3 separate regions of the Homo sapiens genome follow, and all the other regions are linked to region 2. Evidence: chromatin loops called from intact Hi-C (ENCODE). Cell type or tissue: PC-3. All regions are shown on one strand. Region 1 has its middle 10 kb from the start of RAD51B-AS1. Region 2 has its middle 86 kb from the start of RAD51B-AS1. Region 3 overlaps RAD51B (RAD51 paralog B).

Evidence for each region. Hi-C counts contacts between places; a loop is a spot of excess contacts. Peaks named below come from ENCODE experiments on the same cell type or tissue, not always from the same donor. Only the 100,000 strongest peaks of a DNase experiment are listed, where the experiment ranks them.
Region 1: a loop joins it to region 2, with 4 times the contacts of the local background. A loop is called at or near these places in 4 of 110 quality-filtered maps.
Region 3: a loop joins it to region 2, with 4 times the contacts of the local background. A loop is called at or near these places in 4 of 110 quality-filtered maps.

Annotation. Positions count from the first base shown.
Region 1 is chr14:68,693,880-68,697,879 of GRCh38, reverse strand. No RefSeq gene overlaps it. Among named protein-coding and RNA genes, the nearest start is that of RAD51B-AS1, 10 kb to the right of the region's middle. In PC-3, no CTCF peak of the experiment used is centred here; a DNase peak (open chromatin) is centred at 2,339; H3K27ac peaks cover 3,320 bases.
Region 2 is chr14:68,597,084-68,601,083 of GRCh38, reverse strand. It overlaps a transcript of RAD51B not described here. Among named protein-coding and RNA genes, the nearest start is that of RAD51B-AS1, 86 kb to the left of the region's middle. RefSeq lists an enhancer at 546-715. In PC-3, no CTCF peak of the experiment used is centred here; DNase peaks (open chromatin) are centred at 1,763 and 2,183; H3K4me3 peaks cover 1,331 bases; H3K27ac peaks cover 2,726 bases.
Region 3 is chr14:68,439,345-68,443,344 of GRCh38, reverse strand. The region is part of intron 9 of RAD51B (RAD51 paralog B); the gene reads right to left. Among named protein-coding and RNA genes, the nearest start is that of RAD51B-AS1, 240 kb to the left of the region's middle. In PC-3, no CTCF peak of the experiment used is centred here; a DNase peak (open chromatin) is centred at 2,384; H3K27ac peaks cover 724 bases.

The sequences.
Region 1 (4,000 bases), 97 kb before region 2:
TTTGACTTTTTAATAATTGCTGTTCTGATGGGCATGAGATGGTATCTCACTGTGGTTTTGATTTGCATTTCTCTAATGACCAGTGATGTTGAGCTTTTTTTCATATGCTTGTTGGCCACATGCATGTCTTCTCTTGAGAAGTGTCTGTTCATGTCCTTTGCCCACTATTTAACGGGGTTAATGAAAACGAACTTCTGATACAGGTAGCATGGACGAATCTCAAGTGCATTAGGCTAAATGAAAGAAGGCAGATTCCGTGCTATGCCCCTTATGATTCCATTTATATGGCCTTTTGGAAAAGGCAAAACTAATGGGTCAAAATACCTGATGAGCAGTTTTCAATGGCTAGGGCTGGGGGAAGGGGTTGACTATAATGAAGCCCTGCAGAATTTTAGGGGGTGATGGAACTGTTCTGTATCTTGATTGTGGTGATGGTTACACAACTGCATGCATTTGCTAAAACTCAAAGAACTGTATTTTAAAATGGATGAATTTCATTGTATGTACACTTAATTTCAACAAACCTGACCACCACCACCAACACCGCCACCACCACCAACAGAGGGTAGCTAGGTTATAGGGCATAAGACAGAGTTGGGGAGACCCACCTTGGGCCTGGTCCCTAACTGGCATTCTGCCTCATCAGACCCTGTCTTCCCATCCCTGAGGGCTCAGCCAACTGCTACAGAAACCTTGCTCCCTGCAGTTTCCAAAAGCCAGAAAGGGAACCATTAATAAGCCCCTCCTGTGAAGTGTTAAGGTCCTCGTTTTTATTAAATGCAAGTGCTCCTGGGAGGGCTAATAGCTTAAGTTGAGGGAGGCTCTTGCAGAGGAAGGATGGGAACAGAGACAGTTTTCTAGGAGGTTGGAGAAGAGCGGGATGGAGTGGAGGATAAGCCTTCAGTGTGGTTGGTGGCACTGGGCTGCTCCCATGCATCATGGGCGTGTTGGGGGCAGGGGGTTAGGAACTACATGGAAGACAGGCACGCACCCCATGCTTGCTTTTGGGTTAGTTTGCAAAGTCTTCCCTCCCCACCTGGCAACCACAGCCCCTGCCTGGGCTTCCTTCCCCAGTACCTTCCTCAATCACCTTCGAATTATCCAATGCCAAGTACAAATAGCCAGGTTTGGGGACTTATTTTTTTATGGTAACTAAACACAAAGGCCTCAGGATCTTCATTTGGTATATTTCTGCTTCCTTGGGTCTTCTGGGGTTCAGATGACCTTAGGGCTTCTGTCTTAAGGGAAGTTTCCTGGTCAGTGAGAGGAGCAGAGGGCTGGAGTAGGTATCAGGGCTCCAGGCTTCTGTGGTCTTGCCATGCCAATGAGGAGGTTGGAGGATTGGCTAAAGCAGCTGCTGGGGGCCTGTAGCTAATGATTGGACTTTTTTCTATACCATTTTCTTCAAATTTTCCATGCACCTTCCCACCGCAGGACCTTTGAACATGCCATTCCCTCTCTCTGGGGCTCCTCCCCTTCAGAAGTTATGTTGGACTACCACTCACTGCACCCGACTGTGCCTGTGTGCTGAGGATACCAGAATCAGGAAGACAAGGGTCTCATGTGAAAGAAGACTCCGGCCTAGGGAGAATGGTAGTGAGAGTGGTACTAACTAAAATAATAATAACAGTGGCAACAACACTGGCAGGGCCGTTGAGGGAGCACTCACGAGGTGCCAGGCATTTATGTGCACTATGACATTGAAAACTCACAACAGTCTTACAGATGGACAGTGTTATTATCCCCATTTTATCAAAGAGGAAACAGGCTGAGAGAGGATAAGTCACTTGCTGAGCTGGTACATGGCAGGGTTGGAACTTTGAGTCCAAGCCTCTGGGACTCCAGAGTCATGTGTTTGGCCACAGTGTTTTCCCACTACACCCAGAAAAGTCCCCCTCTACCCCATAGGAAGGAAAGTCACATCCAACTTCAACTTGGCAGGTCCTCAGTTGGATCATTTAGAAGGAATGAAAAACAAGAGTAACATTGGCTATTGCATAGGATGCAGGCTACCAGCCTAAGACTGTGGGCCAAGGAGGGCTGGGCAGAGGTGCTGCACATACCTGGCCACCTGGCCCCAACTCTTCCTCTAAGACTCTTTCCACTCATTGTACTCATAGAGGACTTTTTTCCAAGGTGTGAAATCCAGAACAGACTGTTCAGGGTGACCAGAGGCTTGTGGGAAGACGCCTCGGGGCATGAGCCTTCCTGACTCAGCGCTCTTCCACTCCAGTTTTTGGACAGAGGTAAGGTATGTACTTGATGTTGAGCCCACAGCAGACCAATAAGTCATCCTCAGCCTCCCAGAGTCTGGTGGGGCTCTGTTGTCTAGTAAGCTGAAGACAATACTTCATGAATAACGTGGGTGTGATGTTGAGTAACAGTGATGGTTGATGGGCTCGGGGGCTGACTCATTTCTGAAGGCCTTGAATCAGACCAATGTTATTTCCTTTGGTTTTCAGTGGACCTAACCCAGATTGCCCTGAACACCTGCCCCTGTTGCTGAATCAGAGATGTGGGCTCTGGCCGGCGGAGGACCAAGACTTTACTGTGGGGCTCGAGCCCAGTTAAAGAAACACTATCCAGGAGATTCTATCATGGGACTTGAGGCTGGTGGACAAAGCGGGAAGAGGAAGGCCCGGTCCAAGTGAGGGGCATGGGTTTTGAGTCCACAGAAAAGAGGGGGAATATGCTTTGGTTGAAACCAAAAAAGCTCAGAGGGAAGATACAAAATAGGACCCCTGAGCAAGTTTAGATTTCTGTTTTCCCTCCCTCTCCTAGCACTCCTCTCATAAGCTGGGTAGAGGAGAAGCAAAGCCAGGAAATGAGTCCCTGGATAAGGCAGGCTTCGGGCAGGCCAGTGCCCAGTGCCTGCACTGCAATCTTAAAAGTGACCTGGAGCAAGATCTGACCAGGTGGAGCTCCCACCCTTAGCTGGTGAGCCCAGCGCCTCCTGTGTGGGGCGGTCTGGGCTGCCCAGCTATGGGCTTCACAGACATCCCCAGAAATGCATCTGGGGAGACCCAGCTCCCAGGGGAGCTCCTTGAAGGCAGGGTGGCGTCTTCTCTCCCTGCTTCCTGTGGCACATCCTGAGCTTTGGGTGCTCAACAGAGGGTGTGGAGGAAGACGCTGTGAGGATGACTCTGGAGCAGTTACCAGGACAGAAGACTCCAGGGAAGACAAGTAGGGGGCCAAGACCTAGGAGGAGCCTTTCACAAACCGCAGGTCCAAGTGGGAGGTGCCAGGCCCCAAGCAGTCAACACTTCTGTTATTGTTAGGGGTAACCCTGGCTTTAAGCCAAACCACGATATGTAACAATTATCCAGATTATCCAAATTGTATGAAAACACCACATAAAATTATTACTCAAATTTTAGCTGTTCCCAGACAGCTTCTGGGAACACATCTATTGCACGGAGTCAATTGTATTGTGTGAAATGTGTGGATGGCAGGTTATTGAACTCCTAGGTCCCAAGTAGCCTCATAAACATGAAGACTCAGGGGACCATTGGCTCCCCTGCTCTGCTCTTTCTTTTGTCTTCCATTTCCTTCTGTGGCTTTCAAAGTCCCATGCCTAGGAAAATCTGCTCTGCGGACAGCCTGGAAGAAATGGGAGTCCTGCTACAGACGGTTTGCCAAGGCTTGGCCAGGGAAGTTTACTGCATTGCAGCAGCTTAAAAATGCAACTGGATGGGCATCTCTGCTTTGGAGCATCAGCAGTGGCATCACAAAATGTGGGCACTGAGAGAGACTCTGAAACTCTAGTCCAACTCTCCCCTGGGAGCTCCTTCTCTAAAATTCCAAAGGCTGCATTGTGGCTGGTGTGGGGCCCTGGGAGCATTGCTGGCACTCTTGCCACCCCTGCTCCCTCCCATCCCCTTGTCTGCAAATATTGCCAGGCCCTGTGTAGTTGTCCCAAAGTTCCCCTGTGTCCCTTGCCTCCCTCCAGGGAGAGAGAAGCTTGCAGGTTCTACTGAACCTCCCAGCTAATCTAAGCGGA
Region 2 (4,000 bases):
ACTTAAGCAGCTTACTTCTGCTTACTTATTTACTACCAGCAAATGCTGAGACCAAACAATAACAAAATTTCCAAACTCAAGAAAGCATGCACTCAGTTTGTGTTTCACGGGTACCCACACACAAGAATTCTCTAGAGCTGTAAAGTAAGGAAATACCTCAATTCTTATGCTTCAGGCTGTGCAAAACCCAACCATGTGCTCAGAAGCAAAATGCTCTTTAAACACAAAGAATATCCAGGACAGCCCACTAAGAAGATGATTTGGCCACCTCTGGTGATGATGATGACACCTGCCACCAGCTTTTCCCTAAAGGAGGCTGGGAGAGTGAATTAATTGACATTTTTGAGCACTTGGAGTTCTCTGGACAAAGGCCTTTATAAATATAAGGCATGATTAAAGGGTATCAGTTTGCTAACTCTCAGAGCTTGGGTTTTATCAGGCCATGAAAGGAAGGAAATGCCAGGGGTCCCAATGGCAGAGGTGATCCACAAAGCCCTCTACTGTGGCCCCAGCGGGTGCTGATGTAGGGACCGTTAACCTAAAGGCATGCAGTCCTCCCCAGGACTGCACCTGCCAATGCCGAGCCCTGTGGGCTGCCAATACCCAGCCTGTTGGATAATGAGGGCTGGCTCCTGTGGGATCAGTTAAGCAGTACACACTCCCAGTCTAGAGTTTAATACCCTAGACATGGGTGGACATGGGAAACTCAAGGGGCCACCAGCATGCTGGCCCAATGCCAGAGTTTAATTAGGCCCTAAATCTCCAGTGATTACATGACGGGCCCAGTCCCCTGAGGCCAGCCAAAGGGAGAAACATCCCAAACAGCATTGTATCGGCCTCTTTTGAGTCTTTCCCCTCAACTCATTGTTTGTGGAGGCACTGCTTGTTAGTGCAAAGAATCCCTTCCAAGTCACTGAGTAGCTGTACAGAAAATCAGAGGGCCGCTGCTTAATGATCTCGGCCATCAGGTAGGCTTTCCCACACCTGCCTGCTGCATCCCGTGGGACAGGGAGTCCTGTAGGGGGACAGGGTATAGATGACCACAATCACACTTCCACTCTTGGGTTTCGATGGGGGTTTGGTCAGAAGTCAGCAAAACTATGACTTGTTCAGAAAACAGAATGATTAGGCTCTCTGAGAGACCCCAAAGGCCCAACCACTCTGCAGGACCAGGGCCTGGGACCTGCAAGTGAAGCCTAATCTTTCGGGAGCCCCTGGGGAGGAAGAGGATTATGTGAAGTGGTTCCGAAAGGAGGAAGGACCTGAGACTTTCACAGAATTTCTGTCTTTTCCTTCTTGTCTCCATCCTTCTTTCATAGCCTTGGAGGGGAACATTCCAGCTTCTTATAGTTATGGTGAAGAAGGCCAACACCAGCATGTCACTCATGGTCCAGACCGATTTCCTGATCTGGGTGGCCAAGGGTGAGAATAACATTTCCACTGAGCTGATTGATGAAGGACACGGGTACAAGTTTAATGTAGATGGGGCGGATCTGATGGGAGGTCGTGAGAAGAAAAACTTTCTTGTCTTCCTCTGACTTTCTGTTTTCATTTGAAGAGAGTAGGATTAAGTTCTTAGGTCTTAGAGTCAGATGGCCTGAGTCTGCAACCTGGAAGAGACCACCTAGCAATCTGGTCCTACCCATTTGGGAGCCTACTCACCCCACGGTTCCTCTACTTGCAATGAGTTTCCTAAACAGGGCAGGGCCAGATTTCCACCTTGCGCAACTTCTGCTGTGGCTGGAGAAGGAGGATGCTAGCCTCCTTGGTGTTTACGAAATGAGTTATGATATGTAATGTTAGAATAACGTCCAGCACGTAGTATGTTTCGTATGGCAACATCCTTTCCCTCCTCCTCAGCCTGGGGTTGGTTGGCTATGGAGATATGCCCACACTACCACCACTCCTGGCAGCCCCCTGTGTTCAAAGAGTGTGGGAATAGGGTACTGGCCGATGTCCGACGGTCAGCACCGCAGTGGGCCATAAAGCAGCGGCAAAGGGAGCGGCCAGCTCAGATACGGCGCAGGAGATGAAAGTCGGCCGTGTTTTCCTTTCCAAAGTGCTGCTGTGTTCCTGAAGGCCTGCAGCTTCCTCTGCCCTGCTGGGGATTTTTTTTCTTCCCAGTTCCTCTCAGTGATATCTTAAGAGGCAAACTTCCAGCACTAACAGGAGGTCTTTTGTTCTCCTTTTCTCAAAGCGGACTTTAACCCAGTTACTACAGACTGAGTCACTGTAAAAACAAACAAATAATAATAATACTCCATTTTCTTAAAGGCTCTTCCATGCCTGCTGACAGAAAAGGGGGAACCTGACACTGCCCTGGGCCTGTGGGGCTCCTCCCCGCCTCCGTCTTCTGGAGGCACAGCCCACGAGAACCTTCCAGAACACACTGGAGCCCGGCACCGTGGAACTGTTCAGCTAGGCTCTGGCTTGTTTGGAATTTCATCTGACTTGAAGGGGCCCGTGGACTCAGAGGAATTTGGGTCTCAACACAGTCCCGGTGGGATTTACCCCAGACCGAGGAATGCTTGTTTTACTCCTGGATCTGCTACACACTAAATTCGGGACTTTCCTCCCTTCTCTACACTTTAGTTTCTTTTTATGTATGTGGAACAGGAGTATTAGACACTCTGCGATTTTATCAGAAAGGATTTTACAATGGTTATACTGTGATTTCTCCTTTTCCCTGAGTACATCTCCTCCTGGCTGAGAGTTCCTGGAGGGGGAATGACAGCTAACACATTTCTGAATCCTTGGTCTTAAGCATGGTATTTGGTTCATGGACACACAAGGTGTCTAGTAGACGTCTGTTAAAAGGACACATGAATGAATGAATGAATGAATGAGGTTTGAGTTGGTGTGCTGTGCTTGGTCTGACAATGATATCAACAGGAAGCTTCACTTCATCATCATCAATAATAAAAAGGTAAGGCTTAAGGAGTTCCTACTGATACCACCTCTTTATGTAGAAGTAGCTTTCTCTTCTTGGGAAGCTACTTGTACTTGAGAATTTAGATTTAAAATCAGACCGAGACTGCCATGGGTCTCTAGGACGGCCGTCTATTTTTCTAAGCTGGTCCCCACTTTAACAAATCCCAGGAGCTGAAGCAGTAGGATCTTCATTTACTCTGTTGGGTTTGTGCCCCCGAGATACAGTCCTTTCCATTTCAGCATCAATCATTTGAAAAGTAAATATCTCACCTTCTTGTGACCTGGCAAGGATAGAGTAGAGTTCTCTCCATCAGGGTCAATTTACATCTGTGTCCTTTTTTTTTTTTTTAACTTGTATTTTAGGTTTGGAGGGTACATGTGAAGGTTTGTTACATAGGTAAACTTGTGTTACAGGGGTTTGCTGAACAGAGTATTTCATCACCCAGGTATTAAGCCCAGTACCCAATAGTTATCTTTTCTGCTCCTCTCCCTCCTCTTCTCCCTCCACCCATGAGTAGACCCTAGTGTTTGATGTTTCCTTCTTTGTGTTCATAAGTTCTTACCATTTAACTCCCACTTACAAGTAAGAACATGTGGTATTTGGTTTTCTGTTCTTGCATTAGTTTCTTAAGGATAATGGCCTCCAGCTCCAACCATGTTCCTACAAGAGACACGATCTTGTTCTTTTTATGGCTGCATAGTATTCCATAGTGTATGAAGTCTTAACAAGGGCAGGAGTAGGGTGGGAGTCTCATTTTATAGGGAAAATGTTCCTTGGCTGGTCCTTCCTTCCCTACTCTCTATCCTGTCATCCTCAATGTCCCCTAACAACCAGGAGTGGATGACAGTAAACAATTTCAGTGTTGGGACTGATCTGGCCACTCCCCACTGGGTATGGTTCCCCCAGACGGTGCACAGCTCCTGGCCTAGCCTCAGTTTATTTCTCTGCTGTAGGAGAGCACGGGCCCCATTCTCAGATTGCCTCTTCCAGAATATGCCTTTAAGAGGAGGAGTAAAAAATTCCAGGAACAGGCTTCATGTCAATGACAGTAGCTGGCTAATTTCTTCT
Region 3 (4,000 bases), 160 kb after region 2:
CACATTCAACATCATCAGACACTCGTTCAAAAAATAGCATGCTATGTGCTGACTCGATGGGAAGCCACAGGCTAAGTTCTCAGACCCTGGCCAAGAAGAGATGGGATCCAACTCATCCCTAGACCACAGGAAAAATACTTTCAACCACAGAGCTGGCCGCAAAATATTCTTTTTGTAGGAAACAAAATGTTTCCAGCCCTGGGATTTTCTTTTCTTTATTTTATTATTTTTCAGTCCTTTCACTGTTATTGAGGAGGAAAGGCAAATGCTTAAGCAAGAGGCCAAGTAAACATCGAAAGAAACCAAAACCAGGACTCCTTTGCTGGGAGAGTGGAACACAGGGTGAATGAGCAGTGCACTGCATGAGGCCCAGGCCTTGTGAAGTTTCAGGGGGAGCAACAACCTGGGTCATTCTTTAGGTGTTCACAGCCCCAGTTTCATTCCACTTTACTGCAGCTCCTCTTATTGATTAAGTCGGCTTGGACAAGTTACTTAACTTTTCACAGCCTCCACTTCCTTAAGTGTTAAGTGTGAATAATAATAATAATAATAATAATATCACAGGTTAGCATAAAGAATAAATGAAACATACATAAAAGCTGCACCGGCCGGGTGTAGTGGCTCATGCCTGTAATCCCAGCACTTTGGGAGGCCGAGGCGGGCGGATCACAAGCTCAAGAGATTGAGACCATGCTGGCCAACATGGTGAAACCCCATGTCTACTAAAAATACAAAAATTAGCTGGGCATGGTGGCATGCACCTGTAGTCCCAGCTACTCAGGAGGCTAAGGTAGGAGAATAGCTTGAACCCAGGAGGCGGAGGTTGCAGTGAGCTGAAATCGCGCCACTGCTCTCCAGCCTAGCAACAGAGCGAGACTCTAGCTAAAAAAAAAAAAAAAAAAAAAAAAAGCACAATGCCTACTACATAGTAGGCACTCAAGAAATAGGATTTGTTAAGGTAGTTTCAGTAACTCTCTCAGATGCTGCTAGAGAACTATTTTCATGAACTGTTAGAACACAAAGATTCCTTAGAGACTAATACTCCAGACCCCATATTTCATAAATAAGAAAACAGTCCTAGAGAGAGAAAGGTTGTGACCAAATCATCCAGTCAGTAGTAGGCCCTGGGCTAAGACCCTGCAGACTGGACGCAGAGTAAAGAGAGTTAAAGTAATTCACATCATAGAATATATTAACACTACGTGCTGTTGACTGGCCATGGATCTCAGACTTTGTATCTTTAAGAATTGCCCAGCAATGTAGAAATGCAGATTTCTAGACCCACCCCCAAAGCTGCTGATTTAGTCTGGGAAGTCCAGGAATCTGAATTTTTAACAAGCTCTGCCAGTGGATTCCAAGAGGTATTCCTCTGACCACCTGTCAAGAAGTATTACAAGAGGAAGTCGTCAGCCAAATAAATAACTGAGCAGAGTGTTAGGGTTATATCCTATGGTTTAGCACAAACAATGTGGCCAGCGCCCGTTGATAATGAGACTTTTCCCACTGTATAAAATAGTAACTGAGGTATAGCATGGCATTGCTTCTTCTTCATAGAACCAGAAAGTGAAATCATCTTCTAGATCATGAAATTCTCTTATAGAAGGGGAACCTGTGACTCAGAGTCATTTGTCCAAGATCACATATCTAATTAGAAACAGAGCTAGAATTTTACTTTAGAATAACATTATCTTTTTTGCAATGGAAAAATTTTTCCAGGTACCCACATATGAAGACAGTAGTTTATGTATGTATGTTATATACTAGAATCCATAAATTAATCTTTTTTTTTTTTTTTTTTTTTTTGAGATGGAGTCTTGCTCTGTCGCCCAGGCTGGAGTGCAGTGGCGCCATCTTGGCTCATTGCAAACTCCTCCTCCCGGGTTCACTCCATTCTCCTGCCTCAGCTTCCCGAGTAGCTGGGACTACAGGTGCCTGCCACCGCGCCCGGCTAATTTTTTGTTTTTTTACTAGAGACGGGGTTTCACCGTGTTAGCCAGGATGGTCTTGATCTCCTGACCTCGTGATCCACCCACCTCGGCCTCCCAAAGTGCTGGGATTACAGGCGTGAGCCACCGTGCCTGGCCTAAATTAATCTTAATCTCTGAAATAATTAAAAAATTATGGTCTTCTCATGTTATTTCTGGTGCTGTGAATTCACTTCATAGGCTCCCTTGTAGGCTAATGAAGGAAACTTGGTCAGAAGAAAGAACTAACAATGTCATACAAAACTGAACACTTCAGAGACACAGAAACTGTAGTTACATTGTTGCACATGACCTACTTCCTTTTCATTAAAATCTTGCTCTTTTCATATAAAACATATATCTGACCCCAAGGTCTATAAAGTTCTATGAGTCATCAAACAACTACATAAGTATCCTGGTTAGTGATTACTGTGTTAAAGCATTTGTGGACTTGCAAGACACATCCCAAATAAATCAATATTGGCTTGGATTCAAGTCCAGTTCTCAAAAGGATGAGGTTTCAGCTGTTCCCTGTAGTATTAGAACATGCAATAATTTAGCAATTTCTGGAGTTTGATCCCCACAGACTAGAAATGATGGTTACTTTCTTTCTTTCTTTCTTTCTTTTTTTTTTGAGATGGAGTTTCGCTCTTGTTGCCCAGGCTGGAATGCAATGGCACGATCTTGCCTCACTGCAACCTCCACCTCCCAGGTTCAAGTGATTCTCTTGCCTCAGCCTCCCAAGTACCTGGGATTACAGGTGTCCGCCACCATGCCCAACTAATTTTTGTATTTTTTAGTAGAGACGGGGTTTCACCATGTTGGCCAGGCTGGTCTCGAACTCGTGACCTCAGGTGATCCACCTGCCTTGGCCTCCCAGAGTGCTGGGATTACAAGCGTGAGCCACTGTGCCTGGCTGAAATGATGGTTACTTTCTACTCTTGGCCCAATGCTGAAGAATATGAGAAGGCAGAAGTATAGTTCTTCCACTTCTACTTTTCTTTGATGAATGCATTCAGATAGCAATAATCTTCATCCCTCAACAGAGTTTGTTCTGAAAGTTGTCATGAAATGTGGGCAACATTGCAAAGTAAAAGCCACAGCCTGTTTGAAAAAGAATCAATATGTATTCTGCAGTTGGATAATGCCTATCCTCACAAAAAACTCAGAATGCTCCAATTCATTAAGTCAGTAAGAGCAGCCTTAGACAACATTTATTATGATTTAGATCAATCTTACAACCATTATTACTAGCCAAATAAGGCCAAAAGAAGAGGGTTATAGGAGTCTCTTTACAGAATCTGAGGTGGAATCTGAATTAGAATCCAAATGCATCACTAACCGCTTAATAATCCTTTCCCTCCTGGAGAGAGTTCTGGCCTTTGGAGCTGTTCCTCTGCTCCATGTCATTAGGGCATTCAGAGAATGCCAACTCTTCTACGACATGAACCAATTAAAGGGTGGGAGCCTGCCATGCTTTCAACAGGGGAGGGGCAGGGTTTGGATGTGTGCATACAGACCCTGGAACATTTCAACACACCTCTTTTGGAGAAGGTTCTGTTGGTTTCAAACCCCCAACCCCCATGAGACATTATTTCCAGCCATTAAAATGTTTCCTGAGCTTAGATACATCTGGAAAGTTTTGGAAAATCCTACAGGAAGGAGGCTAGGCCAAAAGAGCTCCTTTTCTCATGCCATTCAGGAAGCACAGCACAAATGTTTGCCCTTCAAGACAGTCCAGGCCAGGAGCCCAACTCTGAGGGATGGAGAACCATGGTAGACAGAAGAGTCCTTTGGGGGAACAGGGACAATGGAGAAGAGATTGGGGGTCTTATATTAACCATGTACCAACCAGGGTGCTTATGTAGACCTGTATCTGTCAAGGTCCATCAGTAAAATGGGACATATCCTGGTAGTTCAAGAGAGAGCATTCAATTTGGGGAATTAGTTACAAATGTGTTAGAAGAGCTGAAATGAAAATAGGGGACAATGAGTCAACCCAGAGATTAGCAACAACAAGAAGCTACCACCATCCC